2 separate regions of the Mus musculus genome follow, and region 2 is linked to region 1. Evidence: chromatin loops called from intact Hi-C (ENCODE). Cell type or tissue: gastrocnemius. All regions are shown on one strand.

Region 1 (4,000 bases):
GTTTTGGTTGACATTCTCCAACTGGCCATTAAACAATATACCTGACTCATGCAAAGATGGTTCACTTTGAGTCTTAATGCTTGCAGAAGGGATTTCCTGGGGCTTGGAATGAGTAAGCATTTGATCACACTGCAAGAAAAGTAGCATTCTTGTGGGGTAAGAAAGATATTCTAATACAAGCATTCTGACAAATCTCATGTGGGGTTACCAGCACACATTTTCAACCGTTGTCATTGGAACACTGGGAGCTGGGTTGCTACGAAGCCGGTATTTCTTGAATTTTCAGACGTACTAGAGTGGGCTTAAGTTATTGAGCAGTTTGAATCTCCTAGCCCCAGCATGCACAAAACAACTTATTAGAGTTAAAATGCAATCTGCTGTCACTTTGGGATGGGGACCTGGGAGCAGAGAACCTGGCTGCTGGACCTCCTAGGTTGCTCAGACAGTTTAGTCTCCTGCCATATGGCCCAGCTTGCCTTGGCAGCTCAGATGGGCAGGCAAGGCTGAGCAGCCCATCTGGCTCCCTGTCTGTCAGTCGTCTCCAGGTCCCTCCAGACCCTCGAGCAATTTCATGATCGATCCAGTCCTAGGCCTGGTCAGCTGTCTCACTGGCTTTCCTTGGCTCTTTCCCTCTCTCACAAACTTCCTGCTTATGAAGTAGCTCCCAAGATCCAGCAAGAGAACTTGGCCAGTTCCCCAATTCCCCAAGTGGACAGTGCGGATAATTTATTAATTGGAAATGTCAACGCATTTCTCGGCAGCCTAGACACCCCCCCCCCCTTTTTTGAGTTTGAGTTTGAAGACAGAGGAGTTAACATGCTCATTGAGAGACATGTTTACGTTCAGGAATTTTCACAAGCGATTATCACTAAGCAGTAAACAGAAGGGTGAGAATTACTGCACGCGTCCAAATTTGATAATCAGGGTGGGGTTGAAGAAAAGGAGAGGGGAACGGAAAAAAAGGATTAGAGTCAGTTAGGACGAAACGTTTTTGCTTTTGAAAACAACAGTGAACTCCAAAAACCCCGCTTCTCTACCCGCCGACTCCGCACCTCCTGCGGGCTCGGGCAGGAGGCTCAGGCCCGCCACTGCTCGCGGCAAAGCTTGGCGCTGCGGCGCGCGCCGCTCGGGAGGCCCAGTGCGGGGGCGCGGGTAGGAGGGCGGGACCCGAGCGAGCACCCCGACACCCCAGACTTGACGTCATCGAGGCGCTGGCCTGTGGCGGGACCGACGGAAGGAGGTTCCCGCTTTGATTGCCGCCCCGCGGGCTTTTTAAAGGTTACCCTGGGGAATACGCTCCAGGAGCTGTGGGAGGAGCGAGGGTCTCGGGGGTAGGAGGGCAGGTTTGATGGGTTTAGGGGGACGAGGCTAGCGGTTTGGGAAGTCGTGGTCCTGCTTAGCCCCTGAGGGGGAGAGGCAAGGCGTCCAGGAACAGCGCACTCACTCGGAGATGGAGTGGAAACTGCAACGCACCGCCCGGAGGAAGATCCGGACGGAAGAAGAGATGTTGTGGGTGCGTACCATCCTTTTCTTTCTTGACCCAACCCTCCCATGGGGCTTCTTGCAGAAGGTACGGTTTGTAATACCCAGTAAGGACCAAAAGATGCCATGAAATTCTACAGCCTAGTTTAAATTTTGAACGGTGTGAAATTTAAGTTCTGGAGATACCTGGTTGCTTTAGAAAGAATGAGTGAATCAGCAAACCCAGGATTCAAAACAATTCCCCACTCTCCGTGACGATTTTCCTAGAGTTTTCTCCCTTCTTATGTTAATCTATTTCCAAAGGAGAACATCATGCGGGTGCTCGCCAACGGCATGAAGCAGCAGCGAAATCAAGGTTCCCCCAAGGTGAGTTTTCTGGGCTTGCCCTTCTGTCTTCATTCTGATCTCGAGCAAATTAATTCTTGCTATAGAAGGCATTTGCAGGAATTATGGGAGAATTAATACAAATTAAAAACCTTTACAGAATCTGAAGACTTAAGAAATGGATTCTCACAACTGATGTAGCTACTTATACCTGCTTAGCGGGCGCTTCCCAGTGTCCGGCTCCACAGAGGATGAAGTGTGGGTGTGTCAGGCAGGCAGTGCATTGCTAGCTGGCTGTTAGAACTTTATCCCAACAGTTGCTAGCTGCACTACCCTCTGCTGCACTCAGAAGCATGCAAAGACGTGGAAATAGTGCCATCTGGTGGATAAGGAGGTGTCTTCAAGACAGCTACTAAAAGCTGGATCCAATATAGTATTTCTGCCCCTTAAAGCTCTAACCCAAAGCTTGCAGTTCTTTTTAAAAGAGTGTTCTTTTGAAACTCATTTTTATTACCTTGTGTTTATTTACCTGCACTTATATCTGTGCATCACGTGTGTGCGTGGTGTCCGCGGAGCTCAGAAGAGGGCTTCTGATCGCCTGGAACTGGAGTTTCAGGCTTTTGGGGGCCGCCCTGTTGGTGTTGAGAATCTAATCTGTGTTCTCTGGAGGAGCAGCCAGTGCTCTTTTCAGCCGCTGAGCCATCTCTCCAGCTCCTGTACTTTCTTTAATGGATGAAAAAGTTAAATCCTCATCTGACTCACATCTCTAGCACCACTTACTTCTCTTTACACCAAATAGCCCACATGCTTTTAAATTTAGATTATTAGCTAAAATCTCACCATTTGAATATTTTTCTAGATAACATACATTTTTCTATATTCAATCAGTGACGCTTGAAATCAAATATATAGCTGGCCTTTTAAAATGCAGTGACTAATGTCACCTATAGAGAAATAACATTTAAAAGCCTTTACATTGTGTCTTTAGTTATGTTTCCTGCCCAAATTATTTTATCTTCTAGATACTTTACTGCCTAATTCAATTGAACTTTTGTTAATTCATTTTTACTTTGCTAACATCTTTAACTTAACATTAAATTTGGAAAACCCAAGTATAAGAATACAGAGTTCTTAGTCAAGCACTTAATGCCAGCACTTGGGAGGCAGAGGCAGGTGGATCTCCCGGCTCCAGGCCAGCCTGGTCTACACAGCAGTTCCACATCAGCCAGGGCTACAAAAAAAAAAAAAAAAAAAAAAAAAAACACAAAAACAACCTGTCTAGAAAAAAATTAGCCAATCAACCCCCCACCCCCAAGGGGGAAAAACAAACAAAACATCAAAAACCACATTTAAAGTTCTTAAAAGTTTTTTTTTTTAAAACATGGGTATAGCTTGGTAATATAAATTTTGTTTCTTATAGTTTAGGAGACATTAAACAAGGTTTCTCTATAAATCCTCTTCAGTTACTAAGATTAGAGTTCTGGGGTTGGCAAGAAGGTTCAGTAAAGGCACTTACTGCCATGCTATCCCAGGAATTCACATGGTGGAAGGAGAAAACTGGCTCCCTCAGAGTTCCCTTGCTCTCCGTATCCACGCCACCACACTCCAGCAGCTCTGCAGCAGTGTCTTTCTGTTAGAAACTTAGCCTCAGCCACTCCACAGACTGTGAAAATCCGAACTTGCCAGACTCGGGTAGGCAGTGTTGTTAGCTGGCTGCGTTGGGTCAGGCCAGCAGCCACAGCTACCCTGCCACTTCCTTCTGGCTGGGTTCTTCTTGTTAATGAGGTGCGCTGTCTTGCCTGTGTGTGATGGCTTGGCAGTGTATTGTTAGCTGGTTGAGTATGTGAGCGGCACCAGCTAACATGCGACTGCTCTCCTATTGCACACACAATCACCACCAGCATGCATTTACAGCTCATGTATGTGCTTTGCCATGAAGAGGGGTACTATTATGATAACAGCTATTAGTGGCTTGGGGTGACACAAGGACATATTTATAGCAGTGAAAGTACTAACCATTGTTACTTTAAAAACTCAAGTAATATTTTCTGAGTCCTAGCTTGACATTATCAAAGCATTTATAAAGTTATGTGTTTGTTGTTTTAACACAAGATTTAGAATAAAATGGAAAGCCTTGTGTATTTGCCCAAGTTTCCAACTAAATCAGTTTCATGATAGAGTAGAGCAGGTCTCT
Region 2 (4,000 bases), 49 kb before region 1:
TCAGATGTGTATTTTACTGCCTATGACCTCAGTTTTTACCTCTGTGTGCCTCATCTCTAAGAATGGCTATAACACCAGAAGCTGAACTGTGGAGCTGCTGTAAGACTGAAGCATAGCCCTATGCACAGATAGATATACACAGAGAATAAAGTACTTGCCACATACCCTTTATGTAATTATTAGCTATAACTTTCCAGCTTCTGTCCTCCTCTTCTCTGCAAGGGCCATTCTTCGTTAGACAGGCCCTTATACACATCTGCAGATGTCCCAGGACTGCTGCCAGATCCTCCTACAGCCTGTTTTTACTTAGAATACTCTTGTCCAGCCCTCCTCTTCTGCCTCCCTCCCTCCCCCCTACCTTGGTTTTTACCATCAATTTTTCATTACTCTTTCCAGAACAGTGAGGCTGATCCTGCTGTGAAGTTGCAGGGCTCAGTTGAATTTGAATATCAGATAAAAGAATAGTCTGTTGGGGGTTGGAAGATGGCTCAGAGGTTAAGAGCACTGATTGCTCTTCCAGATGTGCTGAGTTCAAGTCCCAGCAACCACGTGGTGGCTCACAACCATCTGTCATGGGATCTGATGCCCTCTTCTGGTGTGTCTGAAGACAGCTACAGTGCACTCATATATATAAAATAAATAAATCTTTTTTTTTTTAATTTTATTTATTTATTATATGTAAGTACACTGTAGCTGTCTTCAGACACCAGAAGTGGGCACCAGATCTCGTTATGGATGGTTATGAGCCACCATGTGGTTGCTGGGATTTGAACTCAGGACCTTCGGAAGAGCAGTCAGTGCTCTTAACCGTTGAGCCATCTCTCAGCCCCAATAAATCTTTTTTTAAAAAATCTTTAAAAGATAGCTTGCTGTTCCATATAGTACAGTGTTTCAGGTAATTATCAGATAAACATTTTTCTCTTGTAGATATGTCTCATACAATTTCTGTGACATCCTTATGAGAAATGCATTTGTTGTTTATCTGACATTTGAATTTAAATTGATATCTTGGTCCCCTCCCCCATCACATTTCAGTCCTTTTTTGTTTGTTTGGTTTTGGTTTTTTTTTTTTTTTTTTTTTTGGCCTTTTCTGAGACAGGGTTTCTCTGTGTAGCCCTGGCTGTCCTGGAACTCACTCTGTAGACCAGGCTGGCCTTGAACTCAGAAATCCACCTGCCTCTGTCTCTGTCTCCCGAGTGCTGGGATTAAAGGCGTGCACCATCACGCCCGGCTCACATTTCAGTCCTTTAAGAATGGCACATGGCTCTTTGTTTATCCCACCTGAACACCAGCTCCTTGCAGGTTCCACACAGCAGGCGACACAGCAAGCACTCTGCCAAAGCTGAATAATAGGTCCTTCAAGCTGAGACTCAGGCAGTGTCTGTTGGGATTGACTCTAAGTACAGGCCTTGGGGGAAAAAAGTCTGTTCAGCATGGAGAGCCTTACCACACACAGATGGCCTGATCAGTCTTCAGTTTCCCCCAGCAGAACAACATTCTTGACCCCCCTGGATCAGGTTCAAGAGGACTCTACTATTTTGCATTTAAAAAGGACTTTCTCTTCAAGAGGGTCTCCCAACAACTGGAGTGGGAGCCGTCCCTGACTGTTGTCTGCTTGTGGCTGCCTTGTCTGGCCACAGCGGGAGAGCTTGTGCCCAGGCCTGCAGGGGCTTGGTGTGTCAGGATGGGTTAGTACTCAGAGGGAGAGGGCGGCCCCTTCTCAATGCAGGGAAGGAGGGGGAAGGGGCGATGTGAGGCGGTAACTGAGAGGAGGAGGAGCTGCGATAGGGATGTAAAGTGAATAAATAAAATAAATTAACGGGGGGGGGGGGAGTTTCAAGATTTCTCATCGATGTTACTTGACTCGCAAGGCAAGTAATATCCTTTTACAGACGACGAAATGGAGACCGAATAATGTCTTGCTGAACAAGATCATTAAATAGGTACACTCTGGATCCTACTGATGAGGTGCTTTGTGCTCTTTCCCGCTGGACCAAGAGGCAGAATCAGAGAGTTCCTAGATCCTTCCTCCTCACCCAGAAAACTCTTCTAGGAAGAGGTCTGCTATGTGGCCCCCTTGCTGTGGATTCGGTTGATCTCCCCGTAATGTTACCCATCAACAGCCTGAGAGGAGACAGAAAGCCAGGCACTTGCATGTAGAAAACTCCTCTCAGGTGATTCTCAGCAACCCCGCGTCACACAAGTGCTGCAATTTAAAGCGCCTTCAGAATCACAGAGAATAGAAACGGAGGCGAGAAGCTGAAATCCAGCCCTTTCCCCTCACCTGCTTCTCTGGCAAGTTTCTAGGGGGAGGATTTGCACGTGGACTCCAACAATTTCCAGCTGTCTTTGGAATCAGTGAGGACGGCCGCGTGTGCAGAACTCACAGCGCCTTAACGTCTCTTTTAGATCAGGACCGGAGTTTGGAGTACACGGGTTGAGAATGGAGAAGGTGTCACATTCTACCTTTCTCTCTTGTCCCCGCGCCTCCCCCTCCCCCAACTCTGCATTCCTTTGATTTCCCTCCATCCTACCCTGGGCACAAAGAATAACCTAGAAAGGTAGAGGGTTAAAAGCTAATGACCCAAAGCAGAACACACTGTGAGCAATTCCACAGAAATGCCACCTGTGACATTAAGGCCCTAAACGGCTGCAGCCTTGGCGTGTTTGGCTCGGGATGAAAAGTGCGGGGCAAAGTATCCAGAGGGCAGCGGGCTTGTGCGACGGTCATTTGAAGTAACTTCCTACGTTTTTGGATCACAAATACCTGTCTGACAGGACGGGCTCCCACATACTTAACAGACGTTAGCGACGCGCCAAAGTTCTCCTTCCCTGGGCCAGCGGAATGAAATAAAATAGTCGCAAATCAAGTCCTTTTATGGGTCACTGAAGAAAACCTAGCCTGATCTTGGTCCGGAGCTCAGAGGCGGACCCACCTGGATGAGGGTTGGCATAAAAGATGATCACACCAGGCCAGACAATCTAACCAAGGACCAGGTTCCCCGGAGCAGCCTTTCCCTTTTTCCGGGGGCGGCTGAACCGCTCAGACGGCCCATGGCTCCCCTAGGTGGCCAGTGATCTTTACGCTCTTCCACCGAGCTCAAGCAGCTGGCGCCAGGACCCGGGCTGCGGTTGCCACGGTGACGACAGACGCGCGGAGCCTGCAGCTGAAGGCGGGTGAGAGGCGGGAGTTGCAACGCCTCCTCCCCCTGCAACCAGCGCGGGGGCCACGCGTTGCTCGCACGCGAGGGGTGTGGCTCTGCCTCCGGGAAAGCGCGGCCCGTGGGCGGCTCGGGGCTCAGCCAGTGAGAGGCCGGGGGAGTGGTGGAGGGAAGGCACAGTCCGGGTACTTAGAGCTGCGCCGCCAGCGGGACCGGATCTTCCTCGCAGCTCTCGCGCCGACGCTCCGGGCGTCGTAGACGCTAGGAGCGCTACCCGATTGTAACATGGTTACCCCTTGCCCTGCCAGCCCGGGCAGCCCCGCCGCGGGAGCCGGGAGGCGAGACAGCCACCAGAACCTCCGCGCCCCAGTGAAGAAGAGCAGACGCCCGTGCCTCCGGAGAAAGAAGCCGCTGCGGCCGCTGAACGCGTGTTCGCTCCCGGGAGACTCGGGCGTCTGTGACCTTTTCGAGTCCCCCAGCTCCAGCTCGGACGGCGCCGACAGCCCCGCAGTGTCTGCGGCGCGGGACTGCAGCTCCCTACTCAACCCTGCCCAGCCCTTGACAGCGCTGGATCTCCAGACCTTCCGAGAATACGGCCAGAGCTGCTACGACTTCCGAAAGGCGCAGGAGAATCTTTTCCACCCGCGGGAGTCGCTGGCGCGCCAGCCACAAGTGAGGCGCTGGCAAGAGCCAGACCCGGGGCCGTCGCGCTTCTGTCTCTCCCAGGCTAGCTCGCTCTCTCCATGGCTGCTGGCTGCCCTTCGCACAGCCCTAGTCATTGCAGCCCATTATCTGCCATCAGTAGGAGCAATTGGGACCTTCAAGGATTGGCCCACTGA

What was found. Hi-C counts contacts between places; a loop is a spot of excess contacts. Peaks named below come from ENCODE experiments on the same cell type or tissue, not always from the same donor. Only the 100,000 strongest peaks of a DNase experiment are listed, where the experiment ranks them.
Region 2: a loop joins it to region 1, with 2.8 times the contacts of the local background. A loop is called at or near these places in 24 of 42 quality-filtered maps.

Annotation. Positions count from the first base shown.
Region 1 is chr13:113,033,929-113,037,928 of GRCm38, forward strand. Cdc20b (cell division cycle 20B) reads left to right here and starts at 1,451. Exons shown (of 12, transcript NM_001281487.1): 1 at 1,451-1,513; 2 at 1,786-1,848. The coding sequence starts at 1,451. It overlaps Mir449c (microRNA 449c), which reads left to right and starts at 2,055; the gene lies at 2,055-2,163. It overlaps Mir449b (microRNA 449b), which reads left to right and starts at 3,491; the gene lies at 3,491-3,570. Mir449a (microRNA 449a) reads left to right here and starts at 3,606; the gene lies at 3,606-3,696. In gastrocnemius, a CTCF peak has its summit at 2,199 (motif pointing left); DNase peaks (open chromatin) are centred at 504, 1,272 and 2,152; H3K4me3 peaks cover 1,781 bases.
Region 2 is chr13:112,984,452-112,988,451 of GRCm38, forward strand. Ccno (cyclin O) reads left to right here and starts at 3,351. Exons shown (of 3, transcript NM_001081062.1): 1 at 3,351-3,833. The coding sequence starts at 3,447. In gastrocnemius, no CTCF peak of the experiment used is centred here; DNase peaks (open chromatin) are centred at 1,691, 3,242 and 3,778; H3K4me3 peaks cover 1,472 bases.